Regions from separate parts of the Mus musculus genome. Here region 2 is linked to region 1. The links are chromatin loops, found by intact Hi-C in ENCODE. Cell type or tissue: heart. All regions are shown on one strand.

Region 1 (8,000 bases):
ATTATGGGGGAGCATGGCACAAGCATGGCATCATGGCACTGGAGATATAGTTGAGTACTACACCCAGATCTATAGGCAGGGAGAAACGATAGGGGCTGGTACTGGCTTGGGCTTTTGAAACCTCAAAGCCCACTCCCATGACATACTTTCTCCAAGAAGGCCACACCCGATCTTTCTCAAATAGTGCCATTCCCCGATGACCAAGCATTCAAATAACCTATGAGGGCCATCCTTATTCAAACCACCACAGGTGAGCTTTGCTGGATAATTTTAAGTGTCATATTAGCTGGGATGAAAGATGCCCCAGTTAAACATCATTTCTGGGTGTGTTGAAGTCTATGCAGATGGCCCTCCATCTTTGTGAATGGCTTTGTCCAACTCACTGAGGGTCTGGTCTGAATAGAACAAAAAAACAGAAGAAGGGGGATATGCTCCTTCTGCCGGATGGCTGGAATGTTCTCTTAACCCTAATTGAACTTCTCTCATTGTCCTTCTGGCTGTCATAGGTCCCCAGCTTTCAGGTGGCTTACGGGATTTTTCAGCTTCCATAATAATATGAGCTAGTGCTTTTAAATAATTAGTATGTTGGTTCTGTTCCTCGGAAGTATCCTTAGTAACACACCCGACAGTTTTACATAAGTGCACGAAGCAGTGGACACAGGGCTTATAGGGCTGATGAGGAAACCCTGTGAAAGGCAAAAGATTTGTGGCACGGAGGTTATGTGCTTACTGCTCTTCCAGAGGACCCAAGTTCAGATCTCAACACCTATACGCCAGGCAGCTTGAAACTGCCTGTAACTCTGGCTCCAGGGGCTTTGACACCTTCTTCTAGTCTCCATGGGCACCTGCACACATGTGGCACATACACACACATATGCATACATTTAAAATTTAATTTAGAAAAAAAAGCCTAAAACTGAAGAGAAGCCTTAGTGGGGAAAATCTAATAAATACCCACCTATACGTCAGGTTTCTGTGAGCCAAAGACCATCCTAGGCAGCTACATAAAGAGACTCCATCTCAAAAAGAACAAAGAAGCACCATTCATAGTCAATGACTGTTGCTGAGTGCTGTGGAGGATGTTGGCTTCCTATTGGACACAGAGCATCCACTAAGTACAATGCACAATACAAGCGCTCTGTGTATCCACATGCAGAGTGAAGTGCCCTTTACAAGACAAGCAAAAGAAAGCCAGATGTGAGCACACACAGCCCACATGCTCATGAGCCCACAGGAAAGTATCTAAAACTAAACAGCTGGAACTGACTCCAATGAAAGCCACTTTTTAAAAAAGATTTATTTGTTTTACATATATGAATGCTGTCTGCATTACACCTGCATGCCAGAAGAGGGCATCCAAACTCATCACAGATGGTCATAAGCCACCATGTGGTTGCTGGGGATTGAACTCAGAACTTTTGGAAGAGCAGCCAGTGCTCTTAACCACTGAGACATCTCTCTAGCCCCCCTAAATAGTCACTTTGTGGATGGGGCAGGGATGACCTGTGTAGTCCCTAGAAGTAGGTGGCACTCACTTGCATCTTTATTTCCCATGCTGGTGATCAAGTCCAGAGCCTGGTACTGCCAGGGCAGTCTACTACTGAGTCATTGAGCTCCACTACATGCCCAGCCTTTTTGGAGATAGAGTTTCACTATAGAATTTACTCTGTCACCCAGGCTGGTCTGGAACTCACACTTCTGCCTTGGCTTCCCGGAGGCTGGAATTGCAGATCTGTGCTCCAGCCTGGCTCTACAAAACTTGCCCCCCCCCCGCCCCCCTGTGCTGGCAATTGAACCTGGAGCCAGGCAAACATGCTACTGCTAACGCTAAATGTCCCTAGCATTTTTTTTTTCCAGAGCTGAGGACCAAACCCAGGGCCTTGCACTTGCTAGGCAAGTGCTCTACAACTGAGCTAAATCCCCAACCCCTGCAATTTTTTAAAATTTTATTTTCAGAGATGATCTTAATGATTTGCCCAGGTTGTCTTGAATTTTTTTAAAACATTATTTTATGGGCAGACATATTTTGCTAGCATGTATGTCTTTGTACCACTTGGATGTACGCTGCCTGAGGAGGCCAGAAGAGGGAGTTGGATTCCTAGGGACTAGAGTTATAGCCCTCACCATGTTGGGGCTGAGGATTGAACTGTGGTCCTCTGGAAGCATAGCCAGAGCTCCTAAGCTTTAAGCCAGTACCCTGGCCTCAAATTTTTGCTCCTTTTGCTCCAGCCTTTTGAGTAGCTAGGATTATAGGCCTTGGAAATAATTTTTAAAGGAAAACCATATGTTTAATAACACCCAGGGCACCCAGGTATGTACCCAGAGGCAAAAATCTCAGACTCACCTAACCCTGGTCCTGATAGGTAACCCATAGATAGAAAGCTTGTGAAAGCGAAGCAAATAGTGGTGGGGTGGGGAGGGGACCAAGCGTGGATAGGAATTGTGAGGCTTCAAATACAGCGAGACCCCCTTTCAAAAAAAAAAAAATCTTAGCTCAGGACTAGAGAGATGGTTTAGCAGTTAAAAGCATCTGCTGCTCTTCTGGAGTACCTAGGTTTGATTCCCAATCTGCATGTGGTAGCTAGCGTACAACCAGTTGTCTGTAAGGCCAGTTCCAGGATATCCAATGCCATCTTCTATCCTCTGCAATCGGAAAGCATGAATGTAGTGCAGAGACATGAAAGCAGGCAAAACACCCATAGCCATTTAAAAGAATCCTCACTCAGCTGCAGACCCACAAGCAACTCTTTCAGACACTCCATCCTAGTCACACACTACAAGGTGGATCGGAGCTCTCTCATAGGGCACTGCTAGTCTCAACACTCTCGATGGGTGCTTTCCTGGTTTTCTGTGTTCTTATGGATGATTGCTTAGCAGGACGTGACACATCTGGCAGTTGACAGAGAAGGACCATTAGGGACCAATCTCAACAACTTATCAAGACCCTCAGCTCCTCAAAAGAGGAAGCACTTATATTTGTACTTTTATTCTCAAGGCTGGCAGTGTTTGGCTTGGTTTTGCACTGCTAGAAGTAGAACCCAGGGTTTCTTCAGCACTGTTGTACCACTAAGCTGTACCCCGAGTTTCAGTTAGTCTTCCTGCTTTTCACCTCCTGCCTCTGTCCACACCCAATGTCCTCAGCTAGCACCTCCCATTCCTGCCCCTTGATCTCCAGGCACAGAGCCAGCCTCAGCCCCAACCTACCTGCCTTCCAGTCTACCAGGAAAGATGTGTGATCCAACATCTGAAAGTCAGGTAAGTGTGGGGTCGTGGAGGCTTTGGGGCATGAGTATTGACCAGGCTGGGGGTACCCAACCTGGGTCTGCTGACTTGCTTTCCTTCTCAGGGACACCCTTGTGGCTTTAGCTTCCTTGGGCTTTTCTTAAAGATAACCAGAGGGCAGCAGAAGCCCTGCTTGGGCTTGTGGAGGGCTCGGGTTTAAGGGTTGGCCGCTCTCTCTGGGTGCTTCACTGGGGAGACAGTTCAGCTTCAGACACGTAGAGACACCCAAAGGTGGTTCCTGGAGAATGCCCATGAGGCACTCAGGACAGAGCTGTGTCAGAAGGGCCCCCGAGAAACAATGACCTTGAAGCTGGTCAAAAGACTCAGAGGCCCTGAAAGGCTGGAGGGAACCTTTAAGAGGACTCTGGAGCAGACCAAAGGAGGGAGGCCGTGCTGTCCAGGGCACTGACTACTCAGAGAAATGGATGAGCTTATTTTCTAGACCCTCAGCACTGGGGGTGCCCCAAAAGCAGTACTTCGGGGGAACCATGCAGATAGAAATGCAGATTGCAAAAGTAAAAATAAAAAATAAAAAATCCTAGCTGGGTGTGGTGGTGCACTCCTTTAATCCCAGCATTCAGGAGGCAGAGGCAGGCAGATTTCTGAGTTCGAGGCCAGCCTGGTGAGTTCCAGGACAGCCAGGGCTATACAGAGAAACGCTGTCTCGAAAAAAATAAAAAACAAATCAAATAAATAAATAATAATAAAATAAAATAGAAAATCCTGAAAGTCAGTGACCGGAACTGGGAAATGAACAGCTTTGCTTAAACCATTAAAATAAATAAGAGGGGAGAGATGAGCACAGAGATGGAAAGAGAAAGCAAATGTGCAATAAAAATCGGCTATGTTCAGGGCTGCTGCTTCAATCAGATTCAGAAAATACTAGTAATTTCTCTTTACACCATAGACACGAGGAGAAAAGCATAAAGTAGTTATATCAGGAACTAAACAGGGCGCTCATACAGATTCAACAAACATTTTCAACAGGACTATTTTTAATTCATGTGTATGTTAGTGCAGCTGCCTATAGTGGCCAGAAGAGGGCACCAAATCCCGTGGAGTCGGGGGTTACAAGCCTTTGTAAGCTGCCTAGCATGAGTACTAGGAATCAAATTCTGGTCCTTTGGGAAAGCTGTGAACACGGAGCCCCAAATAGGATTGGAAAACCTAAAACAAAATATACAGCTTTCTCTTCCAGGGGCCTGAATGCCCCTTAGTTACTTCTTTGGTTAGTTGGTTGGTTTAGGGTTTGGGAAACTGACTGTTTCCCAAGTAGATATCTGAATGGCTCGCATGCACAGACATTTTTCCTTTAAAACAATTAATTTTGTGCCAGGAGGTGGTGGCACAGGCCTTTAATTCCAGCACTAGGAAGGCAGAGGTAGGTGGATCTCTGAGTTTGAGGTCAGCCTGGTCTCCAAAGTCAGTGTGAACAGCCAGGACTGCACAGAGAAGTCCTGTCTCAAAAAAACCAGACAAACAAAACCCCCATTTTTTATGCTATGTGTATGAGTATCTTGCCTGCAATGAATACATGTGTACCACGTGTATGCAGTGATTGTAGGGGCCAGTACAGTTACAGACAGTTGTGGACCACCACGTGGGTGCAGGAAACCGAACCCAGGTCCAGCAATATACCCTCGTTCTGTAGTTTTACTTTGTTTTGGAGAAAAGGTCTCACCGCAGTGCTTAGTTGATCTTGAAACTCGTCATTCTCCTGCCTCAGCTTCTCAAGTGTTGAGATTACAGGGGCACAGCAGCACACTTGGCGTCATTTTTTTTTCCGAGACAGGGTTTCTCTGTGTAGACCTGGCTGCCCTGGAACTCACTTTGTAGACTCAGACATCTGCCTACCTCTGTCTCCGAGTGATGGGATTAAAGGTGTGCGCCACCACGCCCGGCTCTTCCTTTTCTTGTGACGTGCGTTTGGGTGTTTTGCCTGGATGTGTGTCTGTGCATGGATTCCCTGGAACTGCAGATACAGAGAGCTGTGAGCCACCATGTGGGCGCTGGGAAGTTGAACCCCAGTCCTTTTTGCAAGAGCAGTCAGAGCTCTCACCTCTGCATCGGCTCTCTAGCCCTACCCAGCCCACAGCTATAGCTGCAGATCAGAAAAGGAGGGAGCTGGGGGGTTGAGGGGTGCTCTGAATCTTGTCTTCACAAGAGATAAATTCCACTTTCCTAGTCTTCTCCTTTCTCTAGCAGGAGGAAAAGGAAGGGAACCCCAGCCCCTGACTAAAGCACTTTGTCACCTTCAGCCCCAAACCCATCAGCCTGAGACTGATGCACAGGAGGCAGGCCAGTTAGTTATTCTCTGGGCCCCTCTATTTTGCCTTCTGTAGGTTAATCCCACCGCTCCCAGTGCTGGAAAGTGCAAGCATTGTGGGAAGTTAAAAACGTGCCACCATGTCTGGCCTTAAATATTTACTTTAATTTGATTATTTTATGAGAATGGGAGTGTGTCGGTGTGCCTCCTGTATGCAGTATCCTAAGCGGCCAGGAGAGGGGAGAAGATCCCCCGGAGCTGGAGTTAGAGCAGCTAGTTGGGAGCTGTCACGTGGCTGCTGGGAATCGCACCCTGAAGCCAGTGCTCTTAACTCCTGAGCCATCTCTCCAGTCCCTATTTGATTGTTTCCCCCCACTTTTTCTTTAAAAAGAGATTTTATTTATTTAATGTATGTGAGTACACAGTAGCTGTCTTCAGACACCCCAGAAGAGGGCATCTGATCCCATTACAGATGGTTGTGAGCCACCATGTGGTTGCTGAGAATTGAACTCAGATCCTCTGGAAGAGCAGTCAGTGCTCTTAACCACTGAGACACCTCTCCAGCCCCTAGAGCAACAACTTTACAGAGATTTTTCTTGAAGGAGTTTTCCCCTTGGAATAAGGATGAGGAGGATCATGGCGCTTGGGCAGGTGATGGAAACGGAGAAGAACACTTGGAAGTGTCTGGTGGCAATTTGGCTTTTTCCGAGTTTTAAGGTTTGTTCCTTTGTTGTTGTTATTGTTGTTGCTGTTGTTTTTACATTTTAGTTATGGAGAAGCAGCAGCCAGATCCCTTCCCCGTGTCTTATCTGTAGACTTGACCACATTGTGATGACTGTAAAGAACATTGAAGACACCACCATGTTTTATTCCAAGATCCTGGGCATGGAGGTCACTACTTTCAAGGTAATCATGTCCCTATATTCAAAACTTCAAGTGCATTAAAGTGTGTGTGTGTTGTGTGTACATATATATATGTATATCCGCTGCATCTGCAGGTGTAGGCCAGAGCTCTGATTTAGCTAGACAGAAAGGCTAGGGAGCCCAAGGAGACTCCCGTCTCAGCCTTCCAGCACTGGGTTCAGAGTAGATGCTGCCGCACTGACGTTTTTACACAGGTTCTGGGAATCTGAACTCAGGTCCTCTTCCTGTGTTGCAAACATTTTACTAACTACGCCATCTCCCCAGCTTCCTCCATTAAAGTCTGATGACATTTTATGGCAAAGGATATCACTCAGCCAATAGATTGCCCTATACACACAACACCCTTGTTCATACCCCAGTACCCCGTAAACCAAGTATGCAGGTAACTGGAGAGATGGACACAAGAGAATGGAAAGTCCAAGATCATCCTTGGCTATTTAGCAAGATGGAGACCATCCTGGGATACAACATTGGCTATTTCTTTGCTTACTTGTTTTTTGAGACAGGGTTTTTTTCTGGATAGCCCTGGCTATCCTTAAGTTCTGAGACCTCCTGCCTCAACCTCCTAATGCTGGGATTAAAGGCATGTACAACTACTGCCTGGTGAGATACTGTCGTAAAAATAATTTATAATAATACTATAAATCTAATTAAAGGGCTGTGGATTTGTTGTTGCTTTATGACAGTTTCTTTGTATATAGCCCTGGCTGTCCTAGAACTTACTTTGTAGTAGACCAGTCTGGCCTCGAACTCACAGAGATTTGTTACCCTATACCTCCCAAGTGGGGGGAATACAGGCTTGACTGTACCACCACTGCCTGGCCCTGAGGGGACTTTTTTTTTTTTACACACAGGTGCTGTATTGAGTATTTGTGATTGATATTTGCCTAGCATGCATTAAATACTGAGCCTGGCCCAAAATGTTTTATTTTATTTTATTTTATTTTATTTATAAACTCCAAGCCCCCAGACACAGGAAATAGTAGAGAAAAGGTAAAAGGATCAATGGAAGAGATTTCAAAATACAAACAAGGAGACATTTGGAGAGAGGGTCAAAGCACCAGAGAACTAAAGCGAGAGGTCTTGTTAGTTCAAGGTCCCTGGTCTAAAAAAAAAAAAAAAGTACAAGAGAACTTTGCAGCCTTTATACACAAAGCGTTAACTATGTATTCAGCGTATCAACATTCAGATATGCCCTGTGGGAATTGTAGAACACCACACTGAAAAAGTGAATCTTAAGAGTTGGCCAAGAGATTAAAAAGTGGCTCATCTACAAAAGAAAAAGAAAGATGCAAATGTTAGGGTTCTTGAGTCCCACCAGAGGCCAGGAAACAATAGAACTATACTTTTAAGATTCTGGGAAAGCACTCCTGCCCCGCCTCCAGCTCTGCCTCAGCATCTCTCCATGTGGTCCCTACTCCCAGAACAAAAGCCGTTCCCAGCCTTAATCAGAGAAGCCTCTCCCTCCAAAGAAAGGCGATGAATACATTCAGGCTTCCTAAGATGCAGAGAATAACAACAGTGCGGA
Region 2 (8,000 bases), 160 kb after region 1:
ACAGGGGAGTCCTTTAACCCACTCTTCAACTAATGAAAGAGGATTAAGAAAGAAGAGACACTTGCTAAGGACCAAACAGCTTATAACAAACATGCGGATCACCGAGAAACCAAGAGCAGACCTAGAAAGAACTGATGGAGCCCAGGGAGCACCCATTTCACCGATGGGGAGACAGCCAGCCTAAGAGCCACATCTTCTGATTCCCAGTTCAAAAATGTCAGGGAACAATTTTCCTTCGAAGATAGCAGAACCACTGGTGTGGGAGGAGAGAACAGGCCACAATCTAGGATCCCTTCATGTCAGTATGGGATTTCAAAACTCCTTGTTTGGTCAAAGATCTAGCTCAGGCTTAACAGACAATATCAAGAAATTACTAATTCTAAGCTGGCACAGTAGCATATGACTTTAACCCCAGCAATTGAGAGGCTAAGGCAGGTGACCTCTGAGAATTTAAGGCCAACCTAGTTTACACAGAAAGTTCCAGAACAGCCAGGACGACCAGAGTCTCAAAAAAAATTTACCAATTCTTAGTTGTACATACCGACTTACATCTATAATTTCAGCTCTTAAGAGGCTGAAAAAGGGGCTGGTGAGATGGCTCAGAGGTTAAGAGCACCGACTGTTCTTCCAAAGGTCCTGAGTTCAAATCCCAGCAACCACATGGTGGCTCACAACCATCCGTAACAAGATCTGACTCCCTCTTCTGGTGTGTCTGAAGACAGCTACTGTGTACTTACATATAATAAAGAAACAAATCTTTAAAAAAAAAAAAAAAAGAGGCTGAAGAAGGATTATTCCAAGTTCCAAGCTAGCCTGGGCTAGAGAACAAGACTCTGTCTCAGGAAAGAAAAAAAATTTTTTAGGTATGACAACAGGACTTTACTTATATGAAAACAAGAGAAAACAATATAGATGTATCTGTTAAAGAAGCACAGAGAAGGCCGGGCAGTGGTGGCGCACGTCTTTAATCCTAGCACTTGGGAGGCAGAGGCAGGCAGATTTCTGAGTTCAAGGCCAGCCTGGTCTACAAAGTGAGTTCCAGGACAGCCAGGGCTATACAGAGAAACCCTGTCTCGGAAAAAAATAAAAGAAAAAGAAAAAAGAAAGAAACAGAGAAGGGGCTGGCAAGATGGTTCAGTGGGTAAGAGCACTGACTGCTCTTTCTGAGTTCAAATCCCAGCAACCACATGGTGGCTCACAACCACCCATAATGAGACCTGACACCCTCTTCTGGTGCATCTGAAGACAGCTACAGTGTACTTTTTTATAATGATAAATAAATCTTTGGGCCAGAGCTAGTAGGACTGAGCAGGGTCAACCTGAGTGACGGGGGTTGACCAGAGCAAGCAGAGGTCCTAAATTCAATTCCCAACAACCACATGAAGGCTCACAACCATCTGTACAGCTACAGTGTACTCATATACATAAAATAAATAAATAAATCTTTAAAAAGAAGCATAGAGAAATATTTATGAATGAAATGATAATACGATATAGTTCATAAAGTAAGGCTATCCATGTGTTAATCACTTTGTGAAGCTACGTCACTAAATCTGAAAGGGTTCACTGTTTTCTCTACTTTTGTGCAAGTTAAAAGACAAAAAACTCTAATATAGAAATTTGTAAAGATCTAGATTTTTCTTTTTTAGACAAGACAAATATAAGCTTTGGCTGTCATAGAACTTGCAATGTAGACCAGACTGTCCTTGAACTCAAAGAGATCCACCCTGCTTTTGCCTCCTGAATGCTGGGAGAAAAACTGCTTCACCATGCCCAATTTTATTATATACACAAGCATAAACACAGGCACTAAATATGCACCATCCGCAATATACGATACCAGAGAAACACCAAAGTGACAATATGATACAGTTAATCCACACACAAAATCCTGACTCTACATACTTTTGTATAACCTTAGACTAGTCACTCCCCACTTCTGAGACATTTTTCAGTCTCACGTTCACCTGGACTTGGGGTTAATAAAAGGGTTTCCACACCAGGTGGTGGTGCACACCTTTAATCCCAGCACTCAGAAGGCACAGGCAGGCAGATCTCAGAGTTCCAGGCCAGCCTGGTCTACAGAGCAAATTCCAGGACAGGGAGGGCTACACAGAGAAAACACTGACTTGAAAACTAACCAACCAACCGACCACCTACCTAACTGACAGAATAAGTGGGTTTCCTGGAATCTTGGCAGAGCAGTATGTCAACAGTGGTGTCCCTTTATCACTACAATTGCTGTTATCATTACTCATTTAACACAATCCAACACCAGAGGCCAAACGTTAACAAGAGCTCCGCGCCTGTTTATCCTAAAATATCAAGCAGTTACCTCTGCCACAATCCTGTCTCAAGGACTGCTACTGACTACTAGGACACAGCTCAGAAGCCTTAAGCCCCTCAGCCCTCAAAACCAAGATAGAGACTCACCTACAGCCCGAAATAGACAGGCACCGTCCTCCTTCATCTGCTTGATGATGAAGCCTTTCTTGTCCCGCAAGGCCTTTTCAAACCAGTGTTCCTGCTGGAGGAAAAAGTAGGAAGATCAGCAACAGGGAAGCCCATACCCTTCTCCAGGTGCTGCCTTCAAGTTCCTGAGAAGACCAGGTGATTGGCCAAAAGGATACTGGAAAGTTCACAGCCCTTCTTGACTACTCTGTGACTACAAAGCAGGAGACTTAAGTCTATGGACAAGGACAAGACAATCCCAGGGAGGCCCCAGATTCCCTGAAAACAGAAACTTCATCTACTTTCAGAGCCCTGCTCTCAATCTTGCAAGACCTGGCCCAGGCAGCCAGGGACCTAGACCTCATAAGTTCCTAGATGGAGAATGTGGTGTTCTAGTAAAAAGTTTCCCGGGCTGGAGAGATGGTTCAGTGCTTCAGAGCACTGACTGTTCTTCCAAAGGTCCTGAGTTCAACAATGTACTCACATATATAAATTAAATAAATAAATATAAACATAAATATGTATGTGTATATGTATATATGTGTGTATATGTATGATATATATATATATATATATATATATATCACAAAATTGAAAAAAAAGTAGACAATAAAATATAATCCCTAGCCGGGCAATGGTGGCACACACCTTTAATCCCAGCACTTGAGAGGCAGAGGCAGGTGGATTTCTGAGTTCGAGGCTAGCCTGGTCTACAGAGTGAGTTCCAGGACAGCTACAGCTATACAGATAAACCCTGTCTCAAAAAACAAACAAATATATATATAATCCCTAGGGGCTACAGAGATGGCTCAGCAGTCAAAAGCCCTGACTGCTCTTCCAGAGGTCCTGAGTTCAATTCCCAGCAACCTCATGGTGGCTCACAACCATCTGTAATGGGATCAGATGCCCTCTTCTGATGCGTCTGAAGACAGCAATGGTATACTCACATACAGAAGATAAAGATATACAATTATCTGAAATTCCAAATCTCTAAATGCTTTGAACATCAAAAGACCTGAAAAAATACAAAGCCCGACGTGGTGGCGCACGCCTTTAATCCCAGCACTTGGGAGGCAGAGGCAGGAGGATTTCTGAGTTCGAGGCCAGCCTGGTTTACAAAGTGAGTTCCAGGACAGCCAGGGCTATAAAGAGAAACCCTGTCTCAAAAAACAAACAAACAACCCCCCCCAAAAAAAAAGAATAAAGAAAAAAAGAAAGAAAGAAAGAAATACAGAAAACTCAAAGTCTTCATCTAATTCATGTCCCATCATAACCTAAACAGAATATACCAAATACCCTACTTGAGGGTGAAGGCTCAAACATTTTCCCACAGAAACATTTAGGCACTTGATCATGAGGTGCTTCTTCAGCCTGTTAAAGTATTATATAATATAAAGTATAAACACCAGGAAATTGAAATTCTGAGTAGTTCCTAAAATTCAAATCACATTTGATTCCAAAGTGTTTGGTTAATCAACATATACAAACTCATACTTCTAGATTAAAATAATAATAATAATGACCTTGACAACTTAAAACATTTCCATTTCAAAAGGAGGCAGAAGCAGATCTTTCTCAGGCCTCTCACGCCATCTGCTGGCTGCCAGAAGCAGACAGCTTGACCTAGCAACACAGCTGCACTACAAAATAGGAAGCCCTGTTCCTAGGAACTTATAGGCTCCCTGCTAAAGTTGATCACAAAGGGCCATTTTTGTACCCCACTACAGGAAATGGGTAGAAAAACCAGAGTAGGCATAGTGTCCGGAGGTCTAAACCCAGCCAGCTCCATCACTGCAGTGTTTTCTGGTTGTAGGGAAGCTGCCTAAACTCATACCAGTTACAAACTGAGAAGCATTTGGTCTTCTCAACACATCTGCCAAGAGAGCAGGAGGTTGGCTCTGTAATAGCCTATACTGGTGAGGTGGTCACTAAACATAAAAGAGGAAAAGACCAACAAAAAGCGATGTACAAGGGCTGGAGAGATGGCTCAGTGGTTGAGACTGCTGACTGCTCTTCCAGAGGTCCCGAGTTCAACTCCCAGCAACAACATGGTGGCTCACAACCATCTGTAATGGGATCTGATGCTCTCTGCTGGTGTGTCTGAAGACAGCAACAGTGTACTCATATACATTAAATGAATAAATAAATCTTTGTGTGTGTGTGTGTGTGTGTGTGTGAGAGAGAGAGAGAGAGAGAGAGAGAGAGAGAGAGAGATACAAACCTGGCATGGTAGGGCATGCTTTTAATTCCAGCACTGGTGGGGGGCAGAGATGAGGCCAGCTCCCCCCCCCAAAAAAAGAGATGATGTCCACTCAAGAAGTCCTAGGTGAGTGTCTAGAAAGAGGATGAACATAGACAAAGGAAAACCTAGCCAGCCCCACCCTCTGGGGCCACTACATCAGGAAGGTGTCGCGTCATTTGCAGAGATGACAAATATACCTGTAAGCCTTTAATGTGCTTCCCTGGGTAGCACAAACCCATCTGTGCACAACCTTCCAGCAGCACGGGTGCTCATCCTGCCCTGGAGGCTGTGCACTGTCATAGAAGTTCATCGTTTGCCCACATTTTTAGCCATCTCCAAGACTCACAAGGCCTAGCCTGTCAAGGGGTGCCCAGAAAAGAAACTTTTTTTTTTTTTTTTTTTTTTGGTTTTCCGAGACAGGGTTTCTCTGTATAGCCCTGGCTGTCCTGGAACTTACTTTGTAGACCAGGCTGGCCTCCAACTCAGAAATCCGCCTGCCTCTGCCTCAGAAAAGAAACTTTTAACCATAGCCCCATACCTTAAAATAGGGAGAGTTAAAGGGGGGAGAACAGCATTCTCCAAGGTAGATGAGGAAGATAGAAGGGATACAAAGAGAAAAAGAGGGGGCCTAGTTCTCATCTCACAAAATAGGAGTCATTCTGGGATGGACAATGAAGACAGAAAAATGAATCAGACTTCCGTCTCTACCCTGGTAAACTTTGAAGGGAAGGGTACAGAAATACGCAGTGATGACGTACAGTTTGAGTGGGGCTGCAAAACAAATGAATGCTCCCTTGCTTTTGTGAAGCAGGAAGAGACCTTACCCTGACATTAAAGCTGGCACTTGAGCAAAGGATCAAAACTTGCTTGATAAGTGGATAAGAAATAAAGTCATTTCTGTCACCAAGCACCAGAGATGCTCAAAGCCTGGCAATGTGTATAGGAGAGCAAAGACGCAAGCAAAACTAGGCAGCTAAGCAGGGAAAAGCCAGAAAGGATGAACTCATATTAGCTGAGTGCTTTGTCCTATGCCAGGTGCCAGATACAAAAGTGACCTCATTTCATTGTCCTCACTGCAACCCAAGTGGCAGGAAGCAGCATTACCCACACTTTACAAAGGCAGAAAGGAGCTGCAGTCAGGGTAGTAGCAAAGCCTAGTAGTAGAGACACAGCACATGATGTACCATGAGCGGTGACACATGCCTGGTAGCAAGTCCTGGAGGAGTTCTGATGTGCCTAAAAATAAAGGAAGTCTGACTAGACAGACCTTTTGCACAAATAGAGTGTGGGTCCTACGATAACTATGGCATCTAGGCCTGCATCTAGAGGATGTATCACTAAGCATCCACTGGCCTTCGTATCACAGTTTGAAAACCTAGAGCTCTAGCTTTCTTCCTCTCTCACTTTGGGAAGAAGATGTTTAGGAAGTGCTAGAAGGCTGGAGAACAGTCCAACAATCTGTAGATGTATTCTGTATTGGTGTCCTGACCCGAGAAGATCAAGTCTCAATCCTGAACTTTACATGTTCAAGACCAATCCTGGAGCAGAGTCTCTCTCCCCATCTCTAAGCCTTAGCAAAAGGACTAGACAAAGCTCTCTGATACCATAGTATCCCAGGAGTTAAGACAGGACCCTGTTTAAAAGCTGGTTTAACAACGTAAAAGCCACCAGGCGGTGGTGGTGCACGCCTTTAATCCCAACACTCCGGAGGCAGAGGCAAAACTTGAATTTCTGAGTTCGAGGCCAGCCTGGTCTACAGAGTGAGTTCCAGGACAGCCAGGGCTATACAGAGAAACCCTATCTTGAAAAACCAAAAACAAACAAACAAACAAAAACACCTAAAAGCCTAAGAGAAGTTAGAATAGGCTATGGAACCACTGATTTAGGTTTCAATGCAGTTCTACCAAATAAAAGCCAAGTGATGAACTGCTTTGAGCCATAGTGTTCCAATCTGTGAAATGGGAATATACACTTCCTAGTACGTGGGATACTAGGCAGTACTTTGTCCAGTAGAGTGAAGGGGAGGAGATGAGACAAGGTCTATGTAGCCCTGGCTGTCTTTGAACTCACTATATAGACCAGGCTGGCCTCAAACTACTAGAGATCTGCCTGCCGAGAGTGCTGGGATTAAAGGAGTACCTTATCAGTTTGTAACTACATCTTTCCAAAGTGCTATCAAGCCAACTACTTCCGGCTGGTGGAAAACATGGTAAGACCAGTGCATATACCTAACCCAGCAGCAGGACATCTCTTAATGAGTTCCCATTCCCTCCCGATCTGGATTAGACTGAATAATGTCCACCTGAAAATATCAGACCTAATGCCTAAAACCTGTATGTGTTTTTAAAAGGGTTTTGCAGAAGTGACTGGAACACTGGAGTCTAGGCACAATCTCAGGTGTGGATGTTAATTTTTGGGGGCGGGTGTGTTACGAGACAGGGTTTCTCTGTGTAGCCCTGGCTGTCCTGGAACTCACTCTGTAGACCAGGCTGGCCTCGAAGTCAGAGATCAGCCTGCCTCTGCCTCCCAAGTGCTGGGATTAAAGGCGTGCGCCACCATGCCCAGCAAGTTTATTTTTAACTTGACTAGACTTGGAATCACTTAAAAGACAACTCTAGATGGGAATTTCTTCAGGGAGTTGCCAGGTAAGTCTAACTCATTACCTGAATGTACATGACACCATCGTATAGGCTGGGGTCTCGGGCTGAATAAAAAACGGGAAAAGGAAAGAGGAAGTTGAGCATCAGTATTCTTCACTTCTTCCCTGATGCAACATGAAAGGCTATCTTACGTTCCCACTGCCATGCCTTGCCCACTGTGATGGGGCTGTACCCCTCAAATAAATCTCTTAAGTTGCTTTTGTCAGGTATTCTGTTACAGCAACAAGAGAAAAGAGATAAAGTTAGTACCCAGAAGTGGGGTCACTGCTGTGTATACATGACCATACAATTTGTAGGCATTTAGAGGTGGTTGCAGGAAGAATCTTAAAAGGTTTAGTTCTGTGGGCTACAGAAGACCTAGAGTGCCAAAGTAGAGCTTAACAGTCTATTCTAGTAGGAATGATGACTAACAGAATACAGAAATGCGAACAATTAAGTCCTGGTTAAAGAGATCTCAGATATGTCAAAGGACTAGAGGCCATTTGTTTTTGTTTTTCTTCCTCTTTTTTTTTTTTTTTCAAGACAGGGTTTCTCTGTATAGCCCTGGCTGTCCTGGAACTCACTTTGTAGACCAGGCTGGCCTCGAACTCAGAAATCCTCCTGCCTCTCTCTGCCTCCCAAGTGCTGGGATTAAAGGCATGCGCCAT

Evidence for each region. Hi-C counts contacts between places; a loop is a spot of excess contacts. Peaks named below come from ENCODE experiments on the same cell type or tissue, not always from the same donor. Only the 100,000 strongest peaks of a DNase experiment are listed, where the experiment ranks them.
Region 2: a loop joins it to region 1, with 13 times the contacts of the local background. A loop is called at or near these places in 5 of 42 quality-filtered maps.

What each region holds. Positions count from the first base shown.
Region 1 is chrX:8,013,672-8,021,671 of GRCm38, reverse strand. Glod5 (glyoxalase domain containing 5) reads left to right here and starts at 3,180. Exons shown (of 4, transcript NM_027227.2): 1 at 3,180-3,255; 2 at 6,317-6,454. The coding sequence starts at 3,229. The region is part of intron 2 of Gm39488 (a long non-coding RNA gene); the gene reads right to left. In heart, CTCF peaks have their summits at 1,343 (motif pointing right), 4,321 (motif pointing right) and 5,782; no DNase peak of the experiment used is centred here.
Region 2 is chrX:7,850,831-7,858,830 of GRCm38, reverse strand. It overlaps Otud5 (OTU domain containing 5), which reads right to left. Exons shown (of 9, transcript NM_138604.3): 2 at 2,434-2,527. Among named protein-coding and RNA genes, the nearest start is that of Otud5, 13 kb to the right of the region's middle. In heart, a CTCF peak has its summit at 4,050 (motif pointing left); no DNase peak of the experiment used is centred here.